Regions from separate parts of the Homo sapiens genome. Here region 1 is linked to region 2. Evidence: read pairs that join two places in POLR2A ChIA-PET (ENCODE). Cell type or tissue: A673. All regions are shown on one strand. Each heading gives the region's core, and the rest is flanking DNA. Links, peaks and the distances in the headings are about the cores only. Region 1 overlaps LINC01396 (long intergenic non-protein coding RNA 1396). Region 2 holds the start of LOC101928306 (a long non-coding RNA gene).

Region 1 (5,365 bases), core at 282-5,281, 66 kb after region 2:
CGAGCCCTGAGAACTCCAGGGAGTCTTCAGCTACTGGTTGAAGATCCACGACACAGACCTGGAGAAAAACAGCGTTCTGCTTTCCGGAGACCTAGGCAGAACTTGCGCTTTTCAGGAGTTTTGGTACCTCCTTTTAACAGCGAAGTCAAAATACAAACTCTTTGTGAAAATGTTTCCTCCTTCTTGCTAAATCCTCCTCAAAGTGGGTGCAACTTGTGCGGTGGTACAGTCCGCGTGGAGTGGATTTCACCCGGCGCCAAGGCGAAATTGACAAGCCCCACTCCCGGCTTCTGCCCCCACCCCCCCCCCCTTCCCCCACTGTCTGCTCTCCCTACCGTCCCAGGCCCGGGCTTCCTTGTGTCTTTAAATTTGGAAGGGGGTGAGCAGGACCAGGATCAGCAGGAGAAGAGAGCCCCAGCCTCCCCCCTCGCTTTCAAATGGCCCAAATTAATGTGATCGCGACGTGAGGGTGCACTTGGGAAGATGAAAGGAGAGGCCGGCCGGCTCTCCTAGAGCTCTATAATTATAGATAATATATCCCATTTCAAAGCAATTAGACCAATCAGGCGTAACGAACCACTTTGCTGCTGACGAATAACAAAGGCGCACGGTTATTTAAGCCCGGAGATGTCAGGCAGACCCCGAGGCTCCAGGGTCGACCAAACGTCTTCCATTCTGGCTCTGCCCACCCCGGCGGAGGAAGGCTGGCCCTTCTCCCCTCCAGCTCTGCCCTGCGCAGCCCGCCGTGGGCCCCATCTCAGTTCCGGCAGGGGGTGGGAGGGAATGCGAGGAAGATAACTGACTTGTATTGAGTTGGGTGTCAGGCCCCTTGTCAGAGGTTTCACAAACTTTATCTCTTTATAATCCTCTCTACTCTGTACTCTGGGAGGTAGGTATTATTGTCAGATTTCCCCCCGCTCCCCCTCAGATGAAAGAACAGAATCAGAGAGGTTAAGTGTCTTGCTCAGGGTCACACAGCTAGTTAGTAGTGGCATCAGGATCTGTTCGCAGGTGGGTCTGAACGCCTGGAATCCACTCCCTTCATTCCTGGGTGCAGCCTCTCTCGGGGCGCTTTCAAAAGAGGAAATGCACTAAAATATAGCGAGTAGGGACGATGGCTTACGCCTGTAATCCCAGTACTTTGAAAGTCGGGAAGATCGCTTGAGCCCAGGAGTTCAATACCAGCTTGGGCAAAATAGAGGGACCTCGCCTGTACCAAAAAATAATAATAATAAATAAAATAAAATAAAGGCCAGGCGTGGTGGCGCGCGCCAGTGGTCCCGGCTACTGGGGAGGCTGAAGCGGGAGGATCTTTTGAGCCCAGGAGGTCAAGGCTGCAGTGAGCCGCGATCGCTCCACTGCTCCAGCCTAGGTGACAAAGCAAGACCCTATCTCAAAAAAAAAAAAAAAAAAAAAACATAGGATGCTCTCATGCTCTCAGTATTTTCGTGGAACAGCCTCCCCGTCCCTCCCCCAATCCACGAAATGGGTCTTTGGGCCCGTACTCACTACTTTTCTCTTATGCTCCTCCCCCTCCCGCCCACCACCTTCTTTGGGAGTCCTGAACACTGTCGAGGTTTTCCATGAATTTAGGAAATGTCGAGGATCTCAGGTCTCTCTGAGAAGAAAACAGACCCAGGGCTACGAGCCAGGTAACCAGCCGAGGGTGGAGGGCCAATTTTTCTAAGCCTCTGTTGGTCGTCTTTGAAATGGGCGAGGACGGGCAGGAGCAATGATCAAGAGACTCCGGAAGACAGAGATGCTCCGGCCCAAGAGGCGCGGAGCCACAGAGGGTTGGGGAGGCTCCTTCCGTGGACACGGCGACAGAGAGAACGGAAGACCTCCCGAGGCCTCTGAGAGACCCAGATATGGAGTGAAACTGAAGGCAAGCTGGGGATGCCGAGAAAGGCCAGAGCTGAGGCTGGAAAGGAGGGGCGTCCAGGGAGAGAGTTTCCCCCGGAAAAGCCGCCCCTCGCCCCACCTTCGCGGGGGCAGCTGTCGGGACTCTGCGGGGCTGGGGAGCTGCCTTTCTGTGACAAGGCGGCCCGCGGACAGCCTGGTGTGTGGGAGTTGTCTCTTATTTTTCTGGGACTCAGGTTTGTCCCTGCCTTTCGGCGACATTCCTTTCCTGTATCCTTCTGTCTGCCTGTCTGTCTGCCTCTGAATCTCTGCGCCTAAGGCGGTCTCCCCTCCGAGCGTCTCTCTTGGTCTCTGTGGGTAGGTCTCGCAGCCTCTGTCTCTTCCGCTCTCTGCACTGCTTCTCGAGGCGCGTGGCTCGGTCTCTCTTCCCCTCCCTACCGCTCAGTCGTTTTCTCTGGAAATCTCTTTCTCCTCCCCCGCCCCTCCGCCCAAGTTGAAGTCTGAATCACTGCTGTCAAGTCGCTGAGAAGCTGCTGTGACTCCAGCAAGTTCTTCCTGGAGGCAGTCTGCGATTTCTGGAGCAGCCGGCGCACCTTCGTGAGAAGCAGTAAAGCGCCGGGTCGGCCCAGGCAGGAGAGGGAACTTCCGCCGGCAGCTTATCTCCGCGCCTCCCTTTTCACTTCTGGACCGCGCGCTGCACAATGCACTACCTTCCCCCAGGCAGTCCTGAGGACCCAGGAGCAGTGGCCCCAGGCCGCAGCAGGCCGGGCTGAGCTAGAGAGAGCCAGCCTATAGTGATTCATCCCTGCCGTCCTAGAACACGAGGATGGGAACTGGAGTGTGCGAGCGGGGCAATGCAGAGCATCTCCAGGAGGGGGAAAGGGTCACCGGGAACCCGCAGGCAGCCCACCGCTGGAGGCAGCAGGCAGCGTCTGTTTTCTGGAGGGGCAGCTGGCACAGCTCAGGGCACCCAGGCTGGACCCCAGCACGTTCTCTTTTGGCTGCTGGCTCCCTGTCTTCAGGGCTGGAAGAGCCACAGCCCCTGCCACCTGGAGTTTCTGCCCTCTTCCCTCTTGCGCTTACCGCCCAGACCTCAGCCGGCCCAGGATAGGCAGCAGCAGGCCTACGCCCTGTATCTTTGGGCCTGACTTTCCTCGCCCTTGAGTGAGATGGAGGGGTGTTCACCTTACCGGAGGGCCTTTCTGGGTAGAGAACAGAGGTCCAGAGGAGACGGTGACTGGGAAGCCTCCCACATGCAGTAAGTGCTCAATCAGTGCTCGCTGAGTACGAAGAGAGGAAGGGGAGAGTCCATTGAGTTTGCCTTTCAGTGGGGAAAGTTGGGGAGGTGGAGAACCAATGACCCAGGGTCCCTGTGACCTCGGTGACACCTGGACAAGGTTCTTCCTCCCTTGCCTCTTTCCCCCAGCCACCGCCTCTTGCTCACCACAGCCCCCACCCCAACCTGGGTTTGCTATGGAGAATAGGGCAGTCCTTCCCCACCCCGGGGTGGGGTGTGGGTGCTGTGTGACCCTTTTTGGTCCTTGCACTTTTCTGAGCCAGGGTCACTGACACAGCTGAGACCAAGCTGAGGGACTGGGGAGGGGAGGGGAGGGGCGGGATGTTCATGCTCACTCCTCCGCAGGCCTTCCTTTAGGCCCAGGAGAACAAAACAAAACAAACACAAAACAAAACAAAAAAAACACCGGGGTTGCAAGAAACTAGACATTTGGCGCAACATCCATCCTCCATAGAAAGGGACACTGAGGCCCAAACGGGAGTCATTTTCCCGGAGGTCTCTGAGCCAGAAACTGGCAGAACTGATACTAAGTGCAGGTTTTGCAGCCCCCACTTGGTGCTTATCCTTCCCCGTCCCCAGGAAGGTCAAGATACCTGGGGCATTCCCCAGCCTCTCTAAGCAGAAGCCACCTGTGCCATGTGGCCTGCACCTTCGCGACCTCGCAGAGGGCCATGCCCATTCGTGAGGACTGGGGTGCAAAAGGCTGTAAAGTGTGGGGCACCCTGCAGCACTCTGGCCCGGTAGGTTCAGAGAGCATCTCTTCTGCTCTCTGGTGTGGGAGGAGGCGCCCGAGTTCAGTTCTTGGAGCAGGGGGCGCCTGGAGAAAACCTACTTTGACTACGTGCTCCTCTTACTTGCTGGGTGCTTCACATGCACCGCCAAAGTTAATTCTCATGACAGTCCAGAGGTGACCACCCCACTTTTCAGATGAGAAAGTGGACACCCCGGGAGTTGAAGTGGCGAGGTCCTGGCAGCGCAGCTGTGCATAGGGACCACCAGGACTGGAACCCATAGGTGCCATTGCGTGGTTTCCCGTATACCACGGGCTGGAGGGGGGCTCTGGTTGTAGGCCTTCTAGCCTCTGCATGAGGTGGGTTGGCCCTGGGGCCTGCAAACGTCTCAGACTTTGGTTTTCCCTGTACCACGAAGGTCAGGGAGGTTTGAACTTCTTGGGCCCCCCAGGTCTAGAGTGTTCGCAGGTCCCCTGGGCACGCAGAAGGGGCAGGACAGTGATTCCCTGAGAAGCCCTACCCTCCACCTCACCCCACTGGGCTCTGCGGGAGGGGGTGGGGGTGCCAGCCTCCACCTCTGACCTCAGCTAGTGACCATCCCCAGATCCCAGTTGCTGCATCTGTGTAATGGACCTGCTAAGCCCCATTCTGTCTTCCTCCTTGAAGTTGGGTGAGGAGGATCTGAGTCCGAGGAGTCTGGAAAATCAAGGAGCTGAATACCAGGATGGGAAAGACTATTACTTGTTAATAATAGCACGTATTAAACAATTACTGTTGCCAAGCGTTGTTCTGAGTTCTCAGCATGTCTTCATTTACTTCATCTTCACAGCAACTCTATTTTTATCCCTAGGTTATGCAGGAGAAACTGGAGTTAAACAGTTTATACGAGCAAAAAGGAGCATAAAACAAGACGTCTCCTGGCGCTCGGGATTTTCAGGGATGAGTCCCACTTCGGAGACTCCCTGCTGTGGACTTCCTGATGAGGAAAGGCAGGGAAGGCTGCTTCTCGCTGCCCCAGTGCCAATCCCTGTGTGTGGCCATGGGGTGGCTCCTCAGAGTGAGCCCATATGGGTCCCTGAGACCAGTACAAAGCCTGACATAAAGAGGGGACCTCAGAGGGGGATGAATGGCTGACTACCAGGCAGTCAACCCTTCATCAACCAGGCTGGGCTCCTAACCCAGAGCACCCCAAACATATGGGCAGCTGCACCCGGGTGGTGGGTAAGGCCTGAGGGCAGAGCCTGGGGGTTAGGGTTGGGGACAATCCATTGGAGTGTTGGTCCCAGGTTTCTTGAATGACATTTTAAAAAGAAAGCTGAAGTCACCCCTCTTCGGTAGCTTATTCTCCTGTGTTTAAATTTCCTTTTTTTTTTTTTTTTTCCAGACAGGGTCTCACTCTGTTGGCCAGGCTGGAGTGCAGTGGCACAATCTCAGCTCACTGCATCCTCAACCTCTTGGACTCAAGCGACCCTCACAC
Region 2 (5,365 bases), core at 118-5,117:
CAAAGTTGATTCGGCTGATCTGGCTGGCTAGGCAGGTGTCCCCTTCCTCCCTCACCACTCCATATGCGTCCTTCCCAAAGCTGCACTCACGACAATCCCCGATAGAGGAGGACTGGTCTTCAGCCAAGGGTATATGAGTAGCTTTGCACCCCTGCTAGGGCCTCCAAACAAGCTCTCAAGGTGTTGAAGGCTGAGGGAATCTAGTGAGCAAAGACAAAGAGGCACATGCTTGTTGGGGCATAGAATGTTCTAGAGTGCTAGAAATTGGAACATTCTAGGGCTCTAGAGCTTAAAATATTAAGAAAAGCTTGGTGAGGGAGGAGACAAAGAGGATGGGAAAAAGCAGGTGGACCCTCAAGAGAACGTGGATGCCCGCCAACTGTAGCTGGTGTGAATGTGTGAATGGGGTGGCAGACGGGGAAGGGTGGGGGAGAAGAAAGGGACACAGGAGAGACTGAGGCACCCAGGATGGCCAAGGTGTGTGGGGCAGCTGGTATGTACCAGCACTGTTCTGGGTATTCTCTATATACACTCTCACCCAGTCCTCCCAGGGTCCCCCAATGTCCCCTTTAATAGATGGGGACCCTGGGGCATGGGGAAGATCATGAATGCACCCAGGATGCCACGGCTCAGAGCTGACAACTGAGCTAAAGAGGGGCCAGATGCCCTGCAGGCTGTCACCTCAGGCCCACCCTGCCCTTCAGCCCGGCCCAGTTTTGACCCAGCCCAGAATGAACACGCTCCTTACTTGCTTCCCAAACTCTCATCAACATCTGACAACAACAACAGCAAGAGGAGGGCCCAGAGGATCTGCTGCATGCTGCGGGCGTCGCCAAGTTCTTAATGTTACCCAGCTGTGCAGAGGTTGGCCGGGGGCCTGGCCTGGGCAACCAGCGGCGCCATGATTCACATGGACTGAACAGTACCGAGTGAGTCACTGGCGTCCCACAGCCAAGCCAGCCACTGGACTGTGAGCTGCATGTGGGCACAGAGCGTGCTCTCTGGATGCCTGGCCTGCAGTGGGTTCTTGGTGCTATTGTTGCTGGGCTCCCTCAGCCTGTTCTATTGCATCTGCTTACTTTGACCACTGGGCCTTTCTGCCCTCCAAGAGCTTCCCACTCTGGGTGTGCTTGGTGTGTCCTCTCTGGACAGCTCTGAGTGGCAAGTGGCAGGCACAACTGTATCCAGGAACTCAAGGTTGCTTCCAAGGAAGTGAAGTCAGGCAAAGCCACCCAGGAAGTTGGATCCTCAAGATAATTTGTTTACCCAGAACTCTGGGACACCAGGGCCTAGCTAATGAAGCCATCCTCTTTAGTAAGATGGGCTCCAAGGTAACCAGGTAAAGGGAACCTAGCCCCCACCTCCCTACCCCCACACACCCGACAGCCTCTCCTTTACTGCACTAGCCTGCTGGCCCCTGGGATGTTTTGCACATCACTTAAAGTGGGGCTCCAGTTGCCTTTCCCGGGGTTCCCGTCTGCACAGGGAGGCAGGGAGAGATGCACCAGGGGAGAAAAGAGGAAAATAATCCCAGTCCAGGCACTAAACCAAGATGGCCCCTGCTCAGCCAAAAAGAGCCACTCTGCAGATCCGCGCTCCAGGGCATGGACCTATCATGGCCCAGCCCTCAGTCCCTGGCTCTGCAGCCTGCTGGGCTCAGAGGCCTAAGGAAGCCTGAGGAGGTCCTGGGGCATTGAGACCCCAAGAATAGCTCAGAATGGTGAAGCTGGCACTTGCACTGACTGTTACAGGGTAATAGGAGTTTGCTTTTGTGGGGGTGGGGGCGGGGGTGTGGGGAGGGCATATGCAGAGGCTGGTGGGTAGGCAGCAGCGACCATTCTGTTGGGCAGGTAAGGACAGAGGGCATCTAGACTCTGGGACAGGGTGGAAGCTCAGTAGCCTTAGGCACAGGGCGATACCGTGTACAGTTTCAGCAGCAAGGCATGAAGGTCTTCTGCAGCATGGGCCACCAGGCAGGAAGAAGCCCAACTAGGTGGGCCAAGGAGAGGGAGGTGTGATATGGCTGCAGACCCAGATCCCAGGGAGTGCCTAGAGAGAGCCCTTTGTGCAATCCCTGCCCTCTTCCTCCTTGTCTGGTAGCAGCCCCCGTCTCTCTGCTCACAGAGGTGCGTGTGAGACCTCCTGGCTGCCTGGTGCCTCATCTCTTAGACCACAGTCTTGGGCCCAAGGGGGAGCTCGTACCCCAGGGGAGTCAACCTCATCCTTCCAGAGGATTTTCCAGGGGGGAGCAGGAGACAGAAGACCCTTTCCTCTTGAGTCAGATGTCGCTCCAGGGGCATGTCTCCCCAGTTAACTGTAGCAGAAGAAAACTAAGCCATAGTGTGCAAACAGAAGCAGGTACTCTTGTGGAGAAAATGTCACTCTGTTTCCGGCTGAGCTGGCTTTTCTGCAACGTCCAGGCTCCTTTTCCATCTTTGAGGACTTGAGCCAATAGACGTTCCTCCTGGACTTAAGCTGGTTACATTTGGCTTCTGACATCTGCAACTGAAGACACCCAACAACTCACCAAGATCCCGCCCTTGAAGGATGTGACATTGTTGTCCTCCCCAGGCCACACCCAATGTCTGGTGCCATGTTTGTTGTTTGTTTTTCTGCCCTCTAACCCCTAGATTGTAAACTTAGAAGGCAAAGCCTTACCCCCTGGGGTCCCAGGGCAAGTGTTTCTTGCATTATTAACTAATCTAGGTTTTGTGGCATATGTTAGCCCAGTCCAGCAGGGAGCATGACGTCAGGGGTTATACAAGGTAGCATCCCCCAGAATCAATGGGGGTAGCAGCATCATAGTTTAGTTTGGAGTGGCCAGGGGGTGGGGCTGACAGCTCAGAGTGGGGGCAGCACCTGTGGGGACAGGTAAAGACGGGAGAGATGAGGGGCAGACACCCACCCCACAGGAGGCAAACAATATTTGGGCATTTATTTATTTAACAAATACTTTGGAGCACCTATGATATGCCAGACACTGTTCCATGCACAAAAGATACAGCACTGAACCTTAACAGGTTCAGTCCCCACCCCTGTAAAGTTTACATCATGTAGAGGGGAAGTGATATGGTTTGGCTCTGTGTTCCCACCCAAATCTCACCTTGAATTGTAATAATCCCCACATGTCAAAGGCGGGACCAGATGGAGATAATTGAACCGTGGAAGCAAATTTGCCCATGCTGTTCTCATGATAATGAGTGAGCTCTCACAAGATCTGATGGTTTTATAAGGGGCTTCCCCCTTTGCTTGGCACTCATTCTGTCTCCTGCTGTGCTGTAAAGAGGTACCTTCCACCATGATTATAAGTTTCCTGAGGCCTCCCAAGCCATGCGGAACTGCGAGTCAATTAAACCTCTTTTCTTTATAAACTACTCAGTTTTGGGCAGTTCTTTATGGCAGCATGAGAATGGACTAATACAGTATATTGGTACCAGGAGTGGGATGCTGCTATAAAGATACCTGAAAATGTGGAAGTGACTTTGGAACTGGGTAACAGGCAGAGGTTGGAACAGTTTGGAGAGCTCAGAAGAAGACAGGAAGATGAGGGAAAGTTTGAAACATCCTACAGACTTGTTGAATGGCTTTGACCAAAATGCTGATAGTGATATGGACAATAAAGTCCAAGCTGAGGTGGTCTCAGATGGAGATGAGGAACTTATTGGGAACTTCTTAGGTGCAAAGGTGACTCTTGTTATGCTTTAGCCTAGGGACTTGGTGCCCTGCCTCTCTGCAGCTCCAGCCATGGTGAAAAGAGGCCAAGGTACAGCTCAGGACATGGCTGCAGAGGGCGAAAGCCCCAAGCCTTGGCAGCTTCTATGTGGTGTTGAGCCTGCAGGTGCACAGAAGTCAAGAATTGAAGTTTGAGAACCTCCGCCTAGATTTCAGAGGATGTAGGGAAATGCCTCCATGTCCAGACAGAAGTCTGCTGCAGAAGTGGGGCTGTCATGGAGAACCTCTGCTAGGGTAGTGTGGAAGGGAAATGTGGGGTTGGAGCCTCCACACAGAGTCCCTGCTAAGGCACTGCCTAGTGGAGCTGTGAGAAGAGGACCACCATCCTCCAGACCCCAGAATGGTAGATTCACTGACAGTTTTCACCATGTGCCTGGAAAAGCCATAGGCACTCAGCGCCAGCTTGTGAAAACAGCCAGAAAGGAGGGCTGTACCCTGCAAAGCCACAGGGGCAGAACTGCCCAAGGCCATGGGAACCCACCTTTTGCATCAGCATGACCTAGATGTAAGACCTGGAATCAAAGGAGATAATTTTGGAAATTTAAGGTTTAATGATTGCCCTATTGGAGTTCACACTTGCATGGGGCCTGTAGCCCCTTTGTTTTGGCCAATTTCTCCAATTTGGAATGGGTGTATTTACCCAAAGCCTGTACCCCCATTGTACCTAGGAAGTAACCAACTTGCTTTTGATTTTACAGGCTCATAGGTGGAGGGGACTTGTCTCAGATGAGACTTTGGACTTGCACTTTTGGGTTATTGCTGGAATGAGTTAAGACTTTGGGGGACTGTTGGAAGGACATGATTGTGTTTTGAAATGCGAGGACATGAGATTTGGTAGGGGCCGGGGTGGAATGATATGGTTTGGCTCTGTGTCCCCACTCAAATCTCACCTTGAATTAAATAATCCTCATGTGTCAAGGGCAGGACTAGGTAGAGAAGACTGAATCATGGGAGTGGCTTTTCCCAGATCTCATGAGAACTCACTCACTATCATGAGAACAGGGAGACACAATGAAAACCAAGCAAGTTAACGTATCATGTGGCAAATGATGACAAAGGCTTTGAAGACAAATGGAACTGTGCAGGAGGTGGGTTTTACATAGTGGCTGAGGGCAGATCTGACTCTCCAGGGACTCCACAACCTGTGATATGGAATGAGCACTCTTCTTCTGCCCTCACTCTGTGGGAGTGGGCTTAAAAGATTTTAGCCCCTGTTCCACCTTGGAAATGAGGAAGACATGGGTTTTTGGAGCTGACAGGAGTGAGTCCAAGCCTTGGACAAGAAATGCAGGAAGGAGATCCCTGAATGAAGTTGCAGGGGCAGGTGCTGCCAGAGCAGGACAGACCCTGCCACTCCAGGAAGCAGAGTCCAGATTGGAGCTGGGATTATTGCTGCCTCAGTTGAGAATGTAGGCCATAGATGGGCAGGGGTGGTGGCATTAGAGGGCACCAAAGTGTGAGCCCAGCTTCTCTAAGAGTCTGGGTGTAGACTCCTGTGCCCTGTCATTCAGTGACCTGACCTGGGACTACCATGCAGCCAATCTAGAAAAATCCAAAGCTAAATTGGTGACCCCTCCTCACAACAAGTTGGACCCAGTTCCAGGGAGACTGCTGCAGTGAGCTCCTGACAAGA

What was found. ChIA-PET counts read pairs that join two places held together with the same protein. Peaks named below come from ENCODE experiments on the same cell type or tissue, not always from the same donor. Only the 100,000 strongest peaks of a DNase experiment are listed, where the experiment ranks them.
Region 1: POLR2A ChIA-PET joins it to region 2 with 16 read pairs; 3 of 35 experiments call an interaction of 5 or more read pairs at or near these places.

The regions. Positions count from the first base shown.
Region 1 is chr4:4,850,076-4,855,440 of GRCh38, reverse strand. LINC01396 (long intergenic non-protein coding RNA 1396) reads right to left here. Exons shown (of 4, transcript NR_125765.1): 4 at 4,614-4,734. Among named protein-coding and RNA genes, the nearest start is that of MSX1, 6.9 kb to the left of the region's middle. RefSeq lists enhancers at 1,357-2,313, 2,230-2,319, 2,314-3,271. In A673, for the core only: a CTCF peak has its summit at 2,764; a DNase peak (open chromatin) is centred at 2,350; H3K4me3 peaks cover 1,099 bases; H3K27me3 peaks cover 863 bases.
Region 2 is chr4:4,915,653-4,921,017 of GRCh38, reverse strand. LOC101928306 (a long non-coding RNA gene) reads right to left here and starts at 210. Exons shown (of 3, transcript NR_125893.1): 1 at 1-210. It also overlaps the pseudogene RN7SKP113. In A673, for the core only: no CTCF peak of the experiment used is centred there; no DNase peak of the experiment used is centred there.